Regions from separate parts of the Homo sapiens genome. Here region 1 is linked to region 2. Evidence: read pairs that join two places in POLR2A ChIA-PET (ENCODE). Cell type or tissue: Caco-2. All regions are shown on one strand. Links, peaks and the distances in the headings refer to the core of each region. The heading gives the core; the rest is flanking DNA. Region 1 overlaps DLG2 (discs large MAGUK scaffold protein 2). Region 2 overlaps DLG2 (discs large MAGUK scaffold protein 2).

Evidence for each region. Peaks named below come from ENCODE experiments on the same cell type or tissue, not always from the same donor. Only the 100,000 strongest peaks of a DNase experiment are listed, where the experiment ranks them.
Region 1: POLR2A ChIA-PET joins it to region 2 with 5 read pairs; 3 of 35 experiments call an interaction of 5 or more read pairs at or near these places.

The regions. Positions count from the first base shown.
Region 1 is chr11:83,505,579-83,515,060 of GRCh38, forward strand. The region is part of intron 21 of DLG2 (discs large MAGUK scaffold protein 2); the gene reads right to left. Among named protein-coding and RNA genes, the nearest start is that of DLG2-AS2, 130 kb to the right of the region's middle. In Caco-2, for the core only: no CTCF peak of the experiment used is centred there; a DNase peak (open chromatin) is centred at 3,492.
Region 2 is chr11:83,587,624-83,597,105 of GRCh38, forward strand. All of the region lies in intron 19 of DLG2 (discs large MAGUK scaffold protein 2), which reads right to left. Among named protein-coding and RNA genes, the nearest start is that of DLG2-AS2, 45 kb to the right of the region's middle. RefSeq lists enhancers at 1-360, 361-944. In Caco-2, for the core only: no CTCF peak of the experiment used is centred there; no DNase peak of the experiment used is centred there.

The DNA.
Region 1 (9,482 bases), core at 2,372-4,871, 84 kb before region 2:
ATACCTCTTCCCCAAATTTCTTTGTCACCAATTTTCCAATCATGCTTCTTCCAAGTCCCTGACCATCCAGCCAAACCACTGGCTACAGCCCATGAATCAGTATATAATTGCACATCTGGCCATTTCTCCTTCCATGCAAAGCGCAAAACCAGGTGCACTGCTCTAAGTTCTGCCCACTGGGAAGATTTCCCTTCATGGCTGTCCTTCAGGGATGTCCTAGAAAGGGGCTGTAGTGCTGCAGCTGTCCACTTTTGGGTGGTATCTGGATATCGTGCAGAATCATCTGTGAACCAGGACCCAGTCTTCTCTTCCTCTGTCTACTGATCATAGGGAACTCCCCATGAGGCCATTGGTGCAGGGTGGCAGGAGTGGAGACCATGGACATTTGAGCCACTTCATCATGTAACTTACTTGTGCCTTCAGGACCTACTTGAGACCAATCATGTATATACCACTTCCATTTGCTGATGGAATGCTGCTGTGCACGGCCCACTCTATGGCTAGATGGGTCAGAAAGCACTTAGTTCATGATTGGCAGTTCAGGTCTCATGGCAACTGGATGACCCGTAGTCAAACGTTCAGTTTCCACTAAACTTGGTCCTAGAATTTCCAGCTCGCTCACAGTGGGCCATCTTTTAATCCATATTTCAGCTAAACAAGCAAACAAACTACTAGAACCTTTTCTAAGTCCCTGAGCTGCAACATTAAATGCAGAGTCCCTAGTGGGCCCAAATCAATAAATTCAGCCTGATCCAACTCTATGTTCCTTCCACCATTATCTCACACCTTTAATATCCATTTCCATGCCTGTTCTCCAGATTTATGTTTATATTCAAAGCATTGATTTTTGAGTGTAGTGCACCTCCTCATGGGTCACACTCTCAACCTCCCTCTAGGCACCAGCCAGAAGTTTAGTCTAGTTATAGGTCTAGACGCAAATAGGGGTGTTGGAGGTGGCTCCTGAGGAGAATCAACATTATCTTGCCTGGCACCTGCCTCAGGGGAGGCCATCACATTTGCCTCAGGCAGCACAGGGTTTATCTCCTCAGACAAATGTGGAAAGGCTGATGGCAGCATGGGTTGGGAGGGGATGTTGACACTACTGGGGATGGGGAAGCTGTTTCTTCTGGCAAAAAAAGGTTCATCAGAATTTACAAACTTAGTGTCCCCAGCTTTATCAGGGTTCTCTCACACGTTTCTATTGTAAGTTGCAGGGTCCCATTCTTTTCCAATCAATGCCCTCACTTTAACCATAGACATCTGATGAGACTGTGCATGCACCTTTCATTGCAGGTCAGCCACTCGCATGATAAGAGTTTGTGCCTGTTTTTCCACAATTTCATCTTTCACATAGGAGATGAGACTCTCACTCAGGGCAATCTTAGCAATCTGAGGCTCAGTGTCTGCCTCTGAAGCTGGGAGTTAGAATCCCTGGGTTCATCCTTTTCTTTCATCACTTTGTCTACTGAACTTAGGAGCAACCAAGCAGCTTCATTATGTTCCTTGGTTCTCCACATATGGTCAAAAGTATTATGTATAGAGTCAATAAACTCCTTGCCTCTCACAAATGGTGAATCAGGAATGTCAAATGCATTTATTTTGCATAACTCTCTAAACAGTTCATGCCAAGGACTATCAGTGTTCTCCATGCTACTAGAAGTAGGGTCCTTAGCATTTTTGGGTCTAATCATACTAAGAAGCCAATTCCAAAAACCCCCAAAACTAATGAAAGAACTCCATCCTTAATATTCTGTTCCTTTAGAACCACTCCTGGTACCAAAATCTGTATTAGGGTTCTCTAGAGGGACAGAACAAATAGGATATATATATATATACACACATACATATATCCTATATATATATCTGTATATATATACACATATATATACCCTATATATATATATCCATATATATACACATATATATCCTCTATATATATATCCATATATATATCCTAAATATCCTAAAGATATATATCCTAAGTATATATATCCTATAGATATCTATATAGATATCTATAGGATATATAGATATATATAAATAAATAAAAGAGTTAAATGGGGATGTGGTGGGAATCACCACCCCTGCATCTTTTAAGTCCTTGATGGTGGCACTAATCTCCATAATCCCTCCAGGGATGCGATATTGTTTTTTATTTATATTTACATATATATTTTTATTATATATATATATATATATATATATATATATATATATATATGTATATATGAGTTTAACAAGTATTAACTCACAAGATCACAAGGTCCCACAAAAGGCCATCTGCAAGCTGAGGAGGAAAGACAGCCAATCCGAGTCTCAAAACTAAAGAACATGGAGTCAGATGTTTAAGGGCAGAAAGCATCCAGCAGGGGAGAAAGATGTAGTCTGGGAGGTTAGGCCAGTCTAGTCTTTTCACATTTTTATGACTGCTTTATATACTAGCCATGCTGGTAGCTGATTAGATGGTACCCACCCAGATTAAGGGTGGGTCTGCCTTTCCCAGCCCACTGACTCAAATGCTAATCTCCTTTGGCAACACCCTCACAGACACATCCAGGATCAATACTTTGCATCCTTCCATCCAATCAAGTTGATACTCAGTATTAACCGTCACAACTGTTCTTTGATAACTCAAATTGTGTCTTTTTCCCATTTAGAATATACATCTTTTTTTTTTTTTTTGAGACAGTGTGTCAAGCCCAGGTTGGAGTGCAGTGGCACGATCTCAACTCACTGCAAACTCTGCCTCCCGGGTTCACGCCATTCTTCTGCCTCAGCCTCCCGAGTAGCTGGGACTACAGGTGCACACCACCACGCCTGGCTAATTTTTTTTTTTTTTTTTTTTTTAGTAGAGATGGGGTTTCACCAGTTAGCCAGGATGGTCTCGATCTCCTGACCTCATGATCCACCTGCCTTGGCCTCCCAAAGTGCTGGGATTACAGGCGTGAGCCACCATGCCTGGCCAGAATATACATTCTTAATACTAGCAACTAATACTTATTGAGCTCTCCTCTGTGCCATTGTCACAACATACCTTCTTAAACATTTTGCACTAATTATCTCATTGAATCCTCCCCATAACACTATGACATATACACATACAGGCAAACACACACACACAAACACAACACAAATACCTTTTTCTATATAAATCTACAATACAAATGAGAAAACTGAGGCTTAGAGAGATAACATAATTTTGCCCAGCCGGCAAGTGGCAGAACTGGGATTCAAACTCAGCTGTCTCGGACTCCAAAGACCAAACTTCACTACTGTTTTGTTTTCGGTTTGGATTCTTCCAGGGCTTAGCAGTTGCTGAGTACACAGTAGTTAATTGCCTAAGCAATGTTGGCTGACGGAAGAATTGGTTAATAGCTGTTGTCTGCAGTAGAGGAACAGATGCTGTGACCTATTACAGGCAGGAAGGGAGAGCTCAATGACTGTTTCATAATATAGTTTGTTCAAATGTAGTCACGTGATGTTACGGGGTGAGGCCAGTGTGGTTATATGCTCCCAGGCATTTGTTAAGTAAGGAAAGTGCACAAGGCAGGGACAAGAGTCCAATCCTGGTGTCAGACGGGCCAGGCACACTGCTTCTCTATTAGACACATTTTCTTTTTGAGAGTCCTTGCTAATAAGTTTGATTCAAATCACTGGCCATCTGACCTTGGACTAGTTATTTAACTTTTTTAGGATTCATTTTCTTCATCTGCATCATGAATTTAATAATAATGCCTACTTCACATTATCATCACCACTTGTAATGAGGCTCAGTGGTAACTTGTTCAAGGTCACAAATCTAGAAAACAGGAAAGTCCTAACTGGAACCCAAATCTCTCCACCTACAGAGCATATTTTCCTTCCTCTATCACAAGTTACTTTCAGAAATGCAGTAGCTACGTGCCTACTTCAGAAGACAAAATTCACAGTGCTTTTTTCCTTTTTGACTACTCATGGTACTCCATCTCTCAGACTTATGGTACCCCATCTCTTATGGTACTCCATCTCTCAAGCCATTTCTTTTGTCTAAGTCAAATTAACCTTGCTCGCATTTCAAGACTGAATCAAGAAATATACCTTGTGAGTTAGTGTATGTTGTAAGTAATGGGTTATAGACAAAGAACATCCAGGTTGAATAGATTTATTTGGAACAGTTTCTACTTTTGATACAACTCCCCCTTAATATACTGTTAAAAACTCACAAGGCATATCAGAGATGTCTTGGGAGAAAGTGCAAGCTGAAAGGGCTGAGAGATGTGAGACCTGGGCGTAAGTTTTGGTTCATCTCTTCATTCATCAGTTATTTCTTGAGCGCGTAGTATGGAGGCTCACACTAGGGGACGGAATATAGCTGTGAACTAACACACACAAGATACTTTGCTTGTGGGGCTTAATGTCTAGTGAAGGCCAATAGGCAAATATTTAAGCTATAAATGTGGTGCAAATCAGAGGCAAGATTCCTGGCCCTGGCCTGGGTCCTCCTTATCTATGTGAGCTTAGGAAAGTCACTTTTGCTCCCTGAACATCAGCTTCCTTTTCTGACCATCAGGGAGTTAAGTGAGATGACCCTGATGGTTCTTTACAGCATTCAGACTCTATACTAGGAAGATGTTCTTTCTTTCTACCTCCCCTCATTCCCTCCCTCCCTCCCTCCCTCCTTCAGATAGGAGAGGGTATTCAGCTTTACCCCCTTGGATGTTGACTCAGTTTCAGGAGCTGACAGTGCGCTCTTTACCCCCCACCATCTGATGTCACTCCAGACTCAGAGAGTAAGAGGTCACTTGCAGCATTCATGTCCTAGGAGTGATTGAGGGCAAACCAACAAATCAAGTGCAATAATAAACAGCATTCATTATAATGTTGTGACTGATTGAATAATTCTCACTTCTTCCTACTTCAATGAAAAGAGGGGGAACTTGCAAATAGAGGCAAATCCATTACAGCTGAGACTCCTAGCCTGTAGTCCCGTTTTAGCAGGATGCATCACGGGGATTAGGACTCTCGCTAGGGAGTTTGGTCATGCAGTAGGAGAGTGGAAGGGTGGGATGAGAACACAGGCCCCTTGTTTTCTGTCTCAGGCTCTTCGGTATAGCTCTCACGGTGTCTCCCATCTAAATATTTCCTTGAGGTATCTTTCAGATGCTAAATGCAAGTAGACTGTGTTTTCTATGACAAGCAGGGCCAGTCAGAGGAGTGAATCACATTTACAATGTGAGAGCATGTGAGTGGCTCAAAAGTTTCTGAACCATCCGTTTTTTTTTTTTTTTTTTTTTGGAAGGGAAAAAGCAAACATTGCTTGCTAAACTTGGAATACTAGCTGATAAAAGTATATATCCTCACTTGGCTAGGATTTAAATTCCTCCAAGATTTTAGAGATAAAAGCCATGAAGATACATAAACACACTTCAAGGAAATAAAACACCGCAAACTGCCCTCCAATACTACGTTTTGAGAAAAAAAAAAAAACCCTCTCTGTCTTCCTCTCACTTGCTCAAACACACACACACAGACACACACACACACACACACACACACATTCTTTTCTATCTATGCTGAATTCATAGCCCAGCAGGTTCATTCTTATTTCTGTACTAGACACTAGTGATCACCGGGTGAGTCTGTTACTGTAAACCAATTGTCACTTTAAAGCCAGAGAGAACATGCTATTGTTTTCCTTCAATGCTTCTTCTGCCTGGGGAGGAATTTTTGCACCTTGATTGGACATGCCATTCACATAACAATTGCATTCCACTTATGAGTAAATGCACTTGCAGTGCTTAGTACGGTGCCTGGAAAATTGTGTCTAATAAATGACATTTTTACGGTCTACTCATTCTCAAGTCTCATGTCAGTGGAGCTCACCCTAGTAGAAGATAATTTATTTGACAGCAATATCCACTATGTGAAGATTTCAGAGAAATGGGGTGCTGTTACCTCCATCATAGGCTATTATAGTGCTAAATGGAACCACGCATGAAAGGGGTTAGCATGGTAAATGGTTAATAAATGATAAGTATTTTTATTATTATTAGATAAGCATTGATTGTTTTTGTCAAATATTACACTCAGCCCTCCAATAGCAAAAAGTGCCTGTGTAAATTAGAAAAAGCTTCCCTCTCTGGGAAGAGGGAATGTAAAAGAAGCAAACTTTTTTTTTTTTTTTTTTAAAGAGCCAGGGTCTCATTATGTTGCCCAGGCTAGGCTCAAACCCCTGGGCTCAAGCAATTCTCTCACCTCAGCCTCCCAAGTAGCTGCGACTACAGGCAGGAGCCACTGCACCTGGCTTAAAAGCTTACCATTTCTTATGCTGGCTGTTGTTGAATGGGATGTGTTGCTGAGTCTTATTTCCCTACGTGTGTCCCTTAGGCAGCAACATGGCTATAGTAAGCATAGGGAACACAAAGGGAAGAGCTCACAGTGTGCAATAATTGCTATGTTGGAAATTTGTAAACAGTTTGTGAGGGCACCACGGAGGGAGCCAGGGGAAGCTGGGTGGGGCAGCTGGAGACAGCTCAAAGGCACCATTTTAGCGAATTAAAGAATGAGTAGGAAATTGTTAGGTAGAGAACTAGCAAAGCACAGTTCAGGCAGAGGAAAGGCCTGCCCAATGGGGAGGTGCAAAGCCACCCCTTCTGCCCTCTTCTCTCCCCCAATCCTGTGTGACTGAGCAATGGTGAGAAGCTGCACTGATAAAGAGTAGGATTTGGAGAGGGCTGGAGCTCAGAGAAATGGTGGGAAATACATTCGAGACGCAGTTCTGGCTTGGATTGTGAGGAACACCTTAGTTACAAACAGTAATTCTAAATATCTACTCCTGTTCAAGAAATAAGCAATAAACGAGTAATACAAATTTTTCTACAGAAATCACATGTGCAGTTCAGAAACTATTCTTTCATCATTTAACCAGCAACTTTATACTGTATTTTTATTTAATTATTGCATCATTTTATTTATTTATTTATTTATATTATACTTTAAGTTTTAGGGTACATGTGCACAATGTGCAGGTTTGTTACATATGTATACATGTGCCTTGTTGGTGTGCTGGACCAATTAACTCGTCATTTAACATTAGGCATATCTCCTAATGCTATCCCTCCCCCTTCCCCCCACCCCACAACAGGCCCTGGTGTGTGATGTTCCCTTTCCTGTGTCCATGTTTTCTCATTTTTCAATTCCCACCTATGAGTGAGAACGTGAGCTGTTTGGTTTTTTGTCCTTGCGATAGTTTGCTGAGAATGATGGTTTCCAGCTTCATCCATGTCCCTACAAAGGACATGAACTCATCATTTTTATGGCTGCATAGTATTCCATGGTGTATATGTGCCACATTTTCTTAATCCAGTCTATCATTGTTGGACATTTGGGTTGGTTCCAAGTCTTTGCTATTGTGAATAGTGCCGCAATAAACATACCTGTGCATCTATCTTTATAGCAGCATGATTTATAATCCTTTGGGTATATACCCAGTAATGGGATGGCTGGGTCAAATGGTATTTCTAGTTCTAGATCCCTGAGGAATAGCCACACTGTCTTTCCACAATGGTTGAACCAGTTTATAGTCCCACCAGCAGTGTAAAAGTGTTCCTATTTCTCCACATCCTCTCCAGCACCTGTTGTTTCCTGCTTTTTAATCATCGCCATTCTAACTGGTGTGAGATGGTATCTCATTGTGGGATTTGCAGTTCTCTGATGGCCAGTGATGATGAGCATTTTTTCATGTGTCTGTTGGTAGCATAAATGTCTTCTTTTGAGAAGTGTCTGTTCATATCCTTCACCTACTTGTTGATGGGGTTGTTTGTTTTATTCTTGTAAATTTGTTGGAGTTCATTGTAGATTCTGGATATTAGTCCTTTGTCAGATGGGTAGATTGCAAATATTTTCTCCCATTCTGTAGGTTGCCTGTTCACTCTGATGGTAGTTTCTTTTGCTGTGCAGAAGCTCTTTAGTTTAATTAGATCCCATTTGTCAATTTTGGCTTTTGTTGCTATTGCTTTTAGTGGTTTACACATGAAGTCCTTGCCCATGCCTATGTCCTGAATGGTATTGCCTAGGTTTTCTTCTAGGGTTTTTATGGTTTTAGATCTAACATTTAAGTCTTTAATCCATCTTGAATTCATTTTTGTATGAGGTGTAAGGAAGGGATCCAGTTTCAGCTTTCTACATATGGCTAGCCAGTTGTCTCAGCACCATTTATTAAATAGGGAATCCTTTCCCCATTTCTTGTTTTTGTCAGGTTTGTCAAAGATCAGATAGTTGTAGATATGTGGCATTATTTCTGAGGGCTCTGTTCTGTTCCATTGGTCTATATCTCTGTTTTGATACCAGTACCACGCTGTTTTGGTTACTGTAGCCTTGTAGTATAGTTTGAAGTCAGGTAGCGTGATACCTCCAGCTTTGTTCTTTTGGCTTAGGATTGACTTGGCAATGCGGGCTCTTTTTTGGTTCCATATGAACTTTAAAGTAGTTTTTTCCAATTCTGTGAAGAAAGTCATTGGTAGCTTGATGGGGATGGCATTGAATCTATAAATTACCTTGGGCAGTATGGCCATTTTCATGATATTGATTCTTCCTACCCGTGAGCATGGAATGTTCTTCCATTTGTCTGTATCCTCTTTTATTTCATTGAGCAGTGGTTTGTAGTTCTCCTTGAAGAAATCCTTCACATCTCCTGTAAGTTGGATTCCTAGGTATTTTATTCTCTTTGAAGCAATTGTGAATGGGAGTTCACTCATGATTTGGCTCTCTGTTTGTCTGTTGTTGGTGTATAAGAATGCTTGTGATTTTTGTACATTGATTTTGTATCCTGAGACTTTGCTGAAGTTGCTTATGAGCTTAAGGAGATTTTGGGCTGAGACGATGGGGTTTTCTAGATATACAATCATGTCATCTGCAAACAGGCACAATTTGACTTCCTCTTTTCCTAATTGAATACCCTTTATTTCCTTCTCCTGCCTGATTGCCCTGGCCAGAACTTCCAACACTATGTTGAATAGGAGTGGTGAGAGAAGACATCCCTGTCTTGTGCCAGTTTTCAAAGGGAATGCTTCCAGTTTTTGCCCATTCAGTATGATATTGGCTGTGAGTTTGTCATAGATAGCTCTTATTATTTTGAGATACGGCCCATCAATACCTAATTTATTGAGAGTTTTTAGCATGAAGGGTTGTTGAATTTTGTCAAAGGCCTTTTCTGCATCTATTGAGACAATCATGTGGTTTTTGTCATTGGTTCTGTTTATATGCTGGATTACGTTTATTGATTTGCGTATGTTGAACCAACCTTGCATCCCAGGGATGAAGCCCACTTGACCGTGGATATGCTTTTTGATGTGCTGCTGGATTCGGTTTGCTAGTATTTTATTGAGGATTTTTGCATCGATGTTCATCAGGGATATTGGTCTAAAATTCTCTTTTTTTGTTGTGTCTCTGCCCAGCTTTGGTATCAGGATGATGCTGGCCTCATAAAATGAGTTAGGGAGGAT
Region 2 (9,482 bases), core at 4,191-6,690:
GTATCTATAGAATTTATATAGAGAGGAATAGGAACAGCTCCGGTCTACAGCTCCCAGCGTGAGCTACGCAGAAGACGGGTGATTTCTGCATTTCCATCTGAGGTACCGGGTTCATCTCACTAGGAAGTGCCAGACAGTGGGCGCAGGTCAGTGGGTGCGCGCACCGTGCGCGAGCCGAAGCAGGGCGAGGCATTGCCTCACTTGGGAAGTGCAAGGGGTCAGGGAGTTCCCTTTCTGAGTCAAGGAAAGGGGTGACGGACGGCACCTGGAAAATCAGGTCACTCCCACCTGAATACTGAGCTTTTCCCATGGGCTTAAAAAATGGCGCACCACGAGATTATATCCCGCACCTGGCTCAGAGGCTCCTAAGCCCACGGAGTCGCCTAGCACAGCAGTCTGAGATCAAACTGCAAGGCGGCAGCGAGGCTAGGGGAGGGGCGCCCGCCATTGCCCAGGCTTGATTAGGTAAACAAAGCAGCTGGGAAGCTCGAACTGGGTGGAGCCCACCACAGCTCAAGGAGGCCTGCCTGCCTCTGTAGGCTCCACCTCTGGGGGCAGGGCACAGACAAACAAAAAGACAGCAGTAACCTCTGCAGACTTAAATGTCCCTGTCTGACAGCTTTGAAGAGAGCAGTAGTTCTCCCAGCACGCAGCTGGAGATCTGAGAACGGGCAGACTGCCTCCTCAAGTGGGTCTCTGACCCCTGACCCCCGAGCAGCCTAACTGGGAGGCACCCCCCAGCAGGGGCACACTGACACCTCACACAGCAGGGTATTCCAACAGACCTGCAGCTGAGGGTCCTCTCTGTTAGAAGGAAAACTAACAAACAGAAAGGACATCCACACCAAAAACCCATCTGTACATCACCATCACCATCATCAAAGACCAAAAGTAGATAAAACCACAACGATGGGGAAAAAACAGAACAGAAAAACTGGAAACTCTAAAAAGCAGAGCGCCTCTCCTCCTCCAAAGGAACGCAGTTCCTCACCAGCAACGGAACAAAGCTGGATGGAGAATGACTTTGACGAGCTGAGAGAAGAAGGCTTCAGACGATCAAATTACTCTGAGCTACGGGAGGACATTCAAACCAAATGCAAAGAAGTTGAAAACTTTGAAAAAAATTTAGAAGAATGTATAACTAGAATAACCAATACAGAGAAGTGCTTAAAGGAGCTGATGGAGCTGAAAACCAAGGCTCGAGATCTACATGAAGAATGCAGAAGCGTCAGGAGCCGATGCGATCAACTGGAAGAAAGGGTATCAGTGATGGAAGATGAAATGAATGAAATGAAGTGAGAAGGGAAGTTTAGAGAAAAAAGAATAAAAAGAAATGAGCAAAGCCTCCAAGAAATATGGGACTATGTGAAAAGACCAAATCTACGTCTGACTGGTGTACCTGAAAGTGATGGGGAGAATGGAACCAAGTTGGAAAACACTCTGCAGGATATTATCCAGGAGAACTTCCCCAATCTAGCAAGGCAGGCCAACGTTCAGATTCAGGAAATACAGAGAATGCCACAAAGATACTCCTCGAGAAGAGCAACTCCAAGACACATAATTGTCAGATTCACCAAAGTTGAAAAAAAGGAAAAAATGTTAAGGGCAGCCAGAGAGAAAGGTCGGGTTACCCTCAAAGGGAAGCCCATCAGACTAACAGCAGATCTCTCGGCAGAAACCCTACAAGCCAGAAGAGAGTGGGGGCCAATATTCAACATTCTTAAAGAAAAGAATTTTCAACCCAGAATTTCATATCCAGCCAAACTAAGCTTCATAAGTGAAGGAGAAATAAAATACTTTACAGACAAGCAAATGCTGAGAGATTTTGTCACCAGCAGGCCTGCCCTAAAAGAGCTCCTGAAGGAAGCACTAAACATGGAAAGGAACAACCGGAACCAGCCACTGCAAAATCATGCCAAAATGTAAAGACCATCGAGACTAGGAAGAAACTGCATCAACTAACGAGCAAAATCACCAGCTAACATCATAATGACAGGATCAAATTCACACATAACAATATTAACTTTAAATGTAAATGGACTAAATGCTCCAATTAAAAGACACAGACTGGCAAATTGGATAAAGAGTCAAGACCCAGCAGTGTGCTGTATTCAGGAAACCCATCTCATGTGCAGAGACACACATAGGCTCAAAATAAAAGGATGGAGGAAGATCTACCAAGCAAATGGAAAACAAAAAAAGGCAGGGGTTGCAATCCTAGTCTCTGATAAAACAGACTTTAAACCAACAAAGATCAAAAGAGACAAAGAAGGCCATTACATAATAGTAAAGGGATCAATTCAACAAGAAGAGCTAACTATCCTAAATATATATGCACCCAATACAGGAGCACCCAGATTCATAAAGCAAGTCCTGAGTGACCTACAAAGAGACTTAGACTCCCACACATTAATAATGGGAGACTTTAACACCCCACTGTCAACATTAGACAGATCAACGAGACAGAAGTCAACAAGGATACCCAGCAATTGAACTCAGCTCTGCACCAAGCAGACCTAATAGACATCTACAGAACTCTCCACCCCAAATCAACAGAATATACATTTTTTTCAGCACCACACCACACCTATTCCAAAATTGACCACATAGTTGGAAGTAAAGCTCTCCTCAGCAAATGTAAAAGAACAGAAATTATAACAAACAGTCTCTCAGACCACACTGCAATCAAACTAGAACTCAGGATGAAGAATCTCACTCAAAACCGCTCAACTACATGGAAACTGAACAACCTGCTCCTGAATGACTACTGGATACATAACGAAATGAAGGCAGAAATAAAGATGTTCTTTGAAACCAATGAGAACAAAGACACAGCATACCAGAATCTCTGGGACACATTCAAAGCAGTGTGTAGAGGGAAATTTATAGCACTAAATGCCCACAAGAGAAAGCAGGAAAGATCCAAAATTGACACCCTAACATCACAATTAAAAGAACTAGAAAAGCAAGAGCAAACACATTCAAAAGCTAGCAGAAGGCAAGAAATAACTAAAATCAGAGCAGAACTGAAGGTAATAGAGACACCAAAAACCCTTCAAAAAATTAATGAATCCAGGAGCTGGTTTTTTGAAAGGATCAACAAAATTGATAGACCGCTAGCAAGACTAATAAAGAAAAAAAGAGACAAGAATCAAATAGACACAATAAAAAATGATAAAGGGGATATCACCACCGATCTCACAGAAATACAAACTACCATCAGAGAATACTACAAACACCTCTATGCAAATAAACTAGAAAATCTAGAAGAAATGGATAAATTCCTCGACACATACACTCTCCCAAGACTAAACCAGGAAGAAGTTGAATCTCTGAATAGACCAATAACAGGAGCTGAAATTGTGGCAATAATCAATAGTTTACCAACCCAAAAGAGTCCAGGACCAGATGGATTCACAGCCGAATTCTATCAGAGGTACAAGGAGGAGCTGGTACCATTCCTTCTGAAACTATTCCAATCAATAGAAAAAGAGGGAATCCTCCCTAACTCATTTTATGAGGCCAGCATCATCCTGATACCAAAGCCAGGCAGAGACACAACCAAAAAAGAGAATTTTAGACCAATATCCTTGATGAACATTGATGCAAAAATCCTCAATAAAATACTGGCAAAACGAATCCAGCAGCACATCAAAAAGCTTATCCACTATGATCAAGTGGGCTTCATCCCTGGGATGCAAGGCTGGTTCAATATACGCAAATCAATAAATGTAATCCAGCATATAAACAGAGCCAAAGACAAAAACCACATGATTATCTCAATAGATGCAGAAAAGGCCTTTGACAAAATTCAACAACCCTTCATGCTAAAAACTCTCAATAAATTAGGTATTGATGGGACGTATTTCAAAATAATAAGAGCTATCTATGACAAACCCACAGCCAATATCATACTGAATGGGCAAAAACTGGAAGCATTCCCTTTGAAAACTGGCACAAGACAGGGATGCCCTCTCTCACCACTCCTATTCAACATAGTGTTGGAAGTTCTGGCCAGGGCAATTAGGCAGGAGAAGGAAATAAAGGGTATTCAATTAGGAAAAGAGGAAGTCAAATTGTCCCTGTTTGCAGATGACATGATTGTATATCTAGAAAACTCCATTGTCTCAGCCCAAAACCTCCTTAAGCTGGTAAGCAACTTCAGCAAAGTCTCAGGATACAAAATCAATGTACAAAAATCACAAGCATTCTTATACACCAATAACAGACAAACAGAGAGCCAAATCATGAGTGAACTCCCATTCACAATTGCTTCAAAGAGAATAAAATACCTAGGAATCCAACTTACAAGGGATGTGAAGGACCTCTTCAAGGAGAACTACAAACCACTGCTCAATGAAATAAAAGAGGATACAAACAAATGGAAGAACATTCCATGCTCATGGGTAGGAAGAATCAATATCGTGAAAATGGCCATACTGCCCAAGGTAATTTACAGATTCAATGCCATCCCTATCAAGCTACCAATGACTTTCTTCACAGAATTGGAAAAAACTACTTTAAAGTTCATATGGAACCAAAAAAGAGCCCGCATCGCCAAGGCAATCCTAAGCCAAAAGAACAAAGCTGGAGGCATCACACTACCTGACTTCAAACTATACTACAAGGCTACAGTAATCAAAACAGCATGGTACTGGTACCAAAACAGAGATATAGATCAATGGAACAGAACAGAGCCCTGAGAAATAACACCGCATATCTACAACTATCTGATCTTTGACAAACCTGAGAAAAACAAGCAATGGGGAAAGGATTCCCTATTTAATAAATGGTGCTGGGAAAACTGGCTAGCCATATGTAGAAAGCTGAAACTGGATCCCTTCCTTACACCTTACACAAAAATCAATTCAAGATGGATTAAAGACTTAAACGTTAGACCTAAAACCATAAAAACCCTAGAAAAAAACCTAGGCATCACCATTCAGGACATAGGCATGGGCAAGGACTTCATGTCCAAAACACCAAAAGCAATGGCAACAAAAGACAAAATTGACAAATGGGATCTAATTAAACTAAAGAGCTTCTGCACAGCAAAAGAAACTACCATCAGAGTGAACAGGCAGCCTACAAAATGGGAGAAAATTTTCGCAACCTACTCATCTGACAAAGGGCTAATATCCAGAATCTACAATGAACTCAAACAAATTTACAAGAAAAAAACAAACAACCCCATCAAAAAGTGGGCCAAGGACATGAACAGACACTTCTCAAAAGAAGACATTTATGCAGCCAAAAAACACATGAAAAAATGCTCATCATCACTGGCCATCAGAGAAATGCAAATCAAAACCACAATGAGATACCACCTCACACCAGTTAGAATGGCAATCATTAAAAAGTCAGGAAACAACAGGTGCTGGAGAGGATGTGGAGAAATAGGAACACTTTTACACTGTTGGTGGGACTGTAAACTAGTTCAACCATTGTGGAAGTCAGTGTGGCGAGTCCTCAGGGATCTAGAACTAGAAATACCATTTGACCCAGCCATCCCATTACTGGGTATATACCCAAAGGACTATAAATCTTGCTGCTATAAAGACACATGCACACGTATGTTTATTGCGGCATTATTCACAATAGCAAAGACTTGGAACCAACCCAAATGTCCAACAATGATAGACTGGATTAAGAAAATGTGGCACATATACACCATGGAATACTATGCAGCCATAAAAAATGATTAGTTCATGTCCTTTGTAGGGACATGGATGAAATTGGAAATCATCATTCTCAGTAAACTATCGCAAGAACAAAAAACCAAACACCGCATATTCTCACTCACAGGTGGGAATTGAACAATGAGATCACATGGACACAGGAAGGGGAATATCACACTCTGGGGACTGTGGTGGGGTTGGCGGAGGGGGGAGGGATAGCATTGGGAGATATACCTAATGCTAGATGACGAGTTAGTGGGTGCAGTGCACCAGCATGGCACATGTATACATATGTAACTAACCTGCACAATGTGCACATGTACCCTAAAACTTAAAGTATAATAAAAAAAAGAAATATATTAAAAAAAAAAGAAAAAAAAAGAATTTATATAGAGAGATCATTTCTCTCTATAAAAATCATGTGGAAATCCAGTCCTGGCAAGTATGAAGTTGATATTTGTAAAAACACGAACATAAAATTGCCTAGCTGATAAGGATAAAATTATAATATTCTCCAAGTCACAATATTCTCACTGCTTGAAAAAAAAAGATAAAATAGTGCTGTCATTTGACAGATTAAACAGCATGCAATAATTCCTTTTCTCCATATAGCATTGAATAAGTCCTTATTGAGACTACTTAAAAAATGGCTATATATATCGTAAACCAAAAGTAAACCTAGGTAAGTGTAATAGCAAATAAAAGGTTAAAATGGGAAGTAAAAAAATACAAGGCCCTTAGATTTGCTTAGCCTTGACAGAAATACTGGGAAAGAGACAATTATGGCTTGCCAAATACTGATCTGTTCCCTGTATTTCCTGGACCCTTTAGGCAGGGCCCTGTGGCATGTTTCAGTCAATGGTCTATGAGCAAGTGTGTCAGGATGCAACCCTTTCTCTTCTGCCTTGGCTATCAAGGAACTGATTTCTAATGGTGCAGCTCTAAGATTGTGGCCCCTCCATCATTGTGAGTACTGAGTGACTGTGTGGAGCAGAGCCCTTCCTCAAGCCCTGATTGGTATGTACTGTGGATGAGAAATAAACTTTTATGTGTGAAGCTAATTTAAGGATTGTTGCATTTAAGAAATATGTTGCATCATTGCCTGTCTTAGCTTTGTTAATACAGTCTTGAGTAATTTTATACAGCACTGTATAATTTACACAGACATTTCAGATGCATGATCTTGTTTAAACTGACAACATGCTTAAAGAACATTCATTTGGTCCAAAAAGCATAAAATTAGAGGCTGTATTGTCGTACATTGAAGCAATCAAGGTTTATATTAAATACAGGGAAAACTATCTAAGAATAGAGGTTGTTGAAGAGAAGCCATGTATAAAGGATACTTAGAAGAGGATTTATAAATTGGATGGGAAGGAAGGGTAGGACTAGAAGAGGTGGCTTTGGGTTGCTTCTAATTCTTGAGCTGCCATGGGAATTGTGAAATGTCCATTCCCAGGAGAGTTGCAATACTTGGTCTTGGAAGGTTTGTATGGAATTTCTCAGCAAAAGCAAGTGGGCTCCCACTCGTCCCTACTTTAAAGATGGTCCAGATTTTAGGAAGAAATAGAATAGGCTTAGGCTCCATACAGCTGAGCTGAGTTTGAACTAAAAGGTAGATCTTCCACTTTCTGTACCACAGCAATTAATGAAATTCCTAATGGCTTTATGTCATGGTGGTAATGAGTTTCTCAGCTTTTCACATTATACAGATATTTAGACATATTCTTTTATCAATGCATATGGTATAAAAGCTCATTCTGACTACAGAAGTTATTTAAATTATCTCAGAGCAAAAAATCTTTACAAGCAATAAATCTATTTATGGGAAAAAAAAACCACTTCTTTCTAGGCCCTTTGTTTCTCAAATGTAAATAAAATGTGAGGTGAGTTTTCTCCCAGCTCTTGGGTATTAAATAAAGCATTGCTGCACTGGGGTTTCAACTATTAATGAAGGCATTAAGTGCTTTTATGCTAGATAATGTATTAAGTCTTTTCTCTTACAATTCTCAAAATCCAGCTGTGTAAGGACTATTATCATTTGCATTTTGCAGTTGAGGAAACTGAGGACAAACTGTTGATAACTTACTGTGTTCCAGGCATTAAATGAGATAAACAGGGCATCCTCCTCATTTTTCTTACCATTAAGAATCCATCTAAGGAACCAAATTAATGGCAGGCTTTAATGGCTAAAACATTCATTGTAATTAATGTTACTGCACAAGTGGCTCTGTGACCACAATTAAACTGAACAATTCAGGCTGATTTGCTGTAGGACTTCTCCACAACCAAATTACTTTGTACGGAACTAAAAATGCTGTTACTGATGCGGTCTCAGGCTGATCCTCAGCAAACTGAATTACTCCTATTTTTTTCAGTCTTTGATTCTCCAGCCTTTTGGAGACACCATCTAACCGAAATGCAAGTTCATTTTAACATGTAAAGTATCACATTGCAAACAATTTATAGAAGAACGTAATGAACAAAAAGAATGGATGACAAGAGTTTCAAAAACAAACAAAAGTCTGCCATTATCAATTTACTGGCCCTTAATCTCATAACTATGCCCTTGATTAGGTAGAGATGATGTCGTAATAGGTGCATTATAAGACAATATATCAAAATGTTACCCAGATGCAAATAAATTTGCAGATATTAAGGCAAGAAACTTATACAACCCTTAAAATGCATTTATTCCTTTGTTTTGCATATTGGCAAGAACATGATCTGAACATAAAAGTCTCACAGCACAGTGGACCTTATTTTAACCCTAAAATTAGCTCAAACAATATAACTGAATCAAATAAAATATGCACAAAAACAACAAGATTTAAGATTAAGATTTAACTATGACTATGACTGTCATCACATCAAATCATCAAAGTTGGCTTCAATGATCTGATGTAAGGGGAGGATGTCCATTCTTCCCTCCCTTAAAGTTGACATAATAAAAAATAATTTTCCTCCCATAACACTGGCTTCTTCTCCTGTGTTTCCTTTCCTAGTTAATGACATAGCCGTGTATCCAACCACCCAAGCCAGAAACCTCAGGCTCATCATTGACTTCTCCCTTTCCTTCAAATCTAACATTGCTATCACTATTGAATATAATTTAGAATGTTGCCTTGCTCCTCTTCATTTATTCCCATTGCCTGTGCTTTAATCCAGGTCCTTCTTTATCCTTGCCTATGTTATTATAATAATCCCCAACTGGTTTACCAACCTCTGGTCTCAGCCGCCTATGATCCATCCTTCCCATCGCCATTGGGATAATTTCTAAATCACCAATATGTCTACATCACTCCTCTGCTCAAAATCCTTACTATTTAGAGTCCCAAGTTACTTTACATGATATTCAAGATTCCATTCACCTGAACCTAATCTATCTTAAAAAAATTCAGTCTGCAGTTTCCACGTTTTAATCCCATTATGTTCATTGTTCCCAAACATAACATTTACCTGTTCATCTCCACACTTTTGTACATGCTCCTCCTGCTTATCATTTTTTCTTTTTCTGTTTTTTTTCTGGTTATTCTTCCTAATCTATTTCAAATGTTTCTTCTTATGAAAATACATTCTGAGAATCGACCTAATCTAAAATTAATTGTTCTCCTCTCTCAGTTCTCATAGCTTTTAGTTCCTACCTTAGATTCCTCACTGTCATCAGATTTTTACCGGAGCTCATTATGAATATACTTGTTTTCTTCACTGAGACAGTGAAGCAATTCTGTGATGATCAAAGGAGATCTGAGTTTAGGGAGTCAGAATAACTGGGGTTAGTTCCAGTTCAGTCATTGCCAAGGC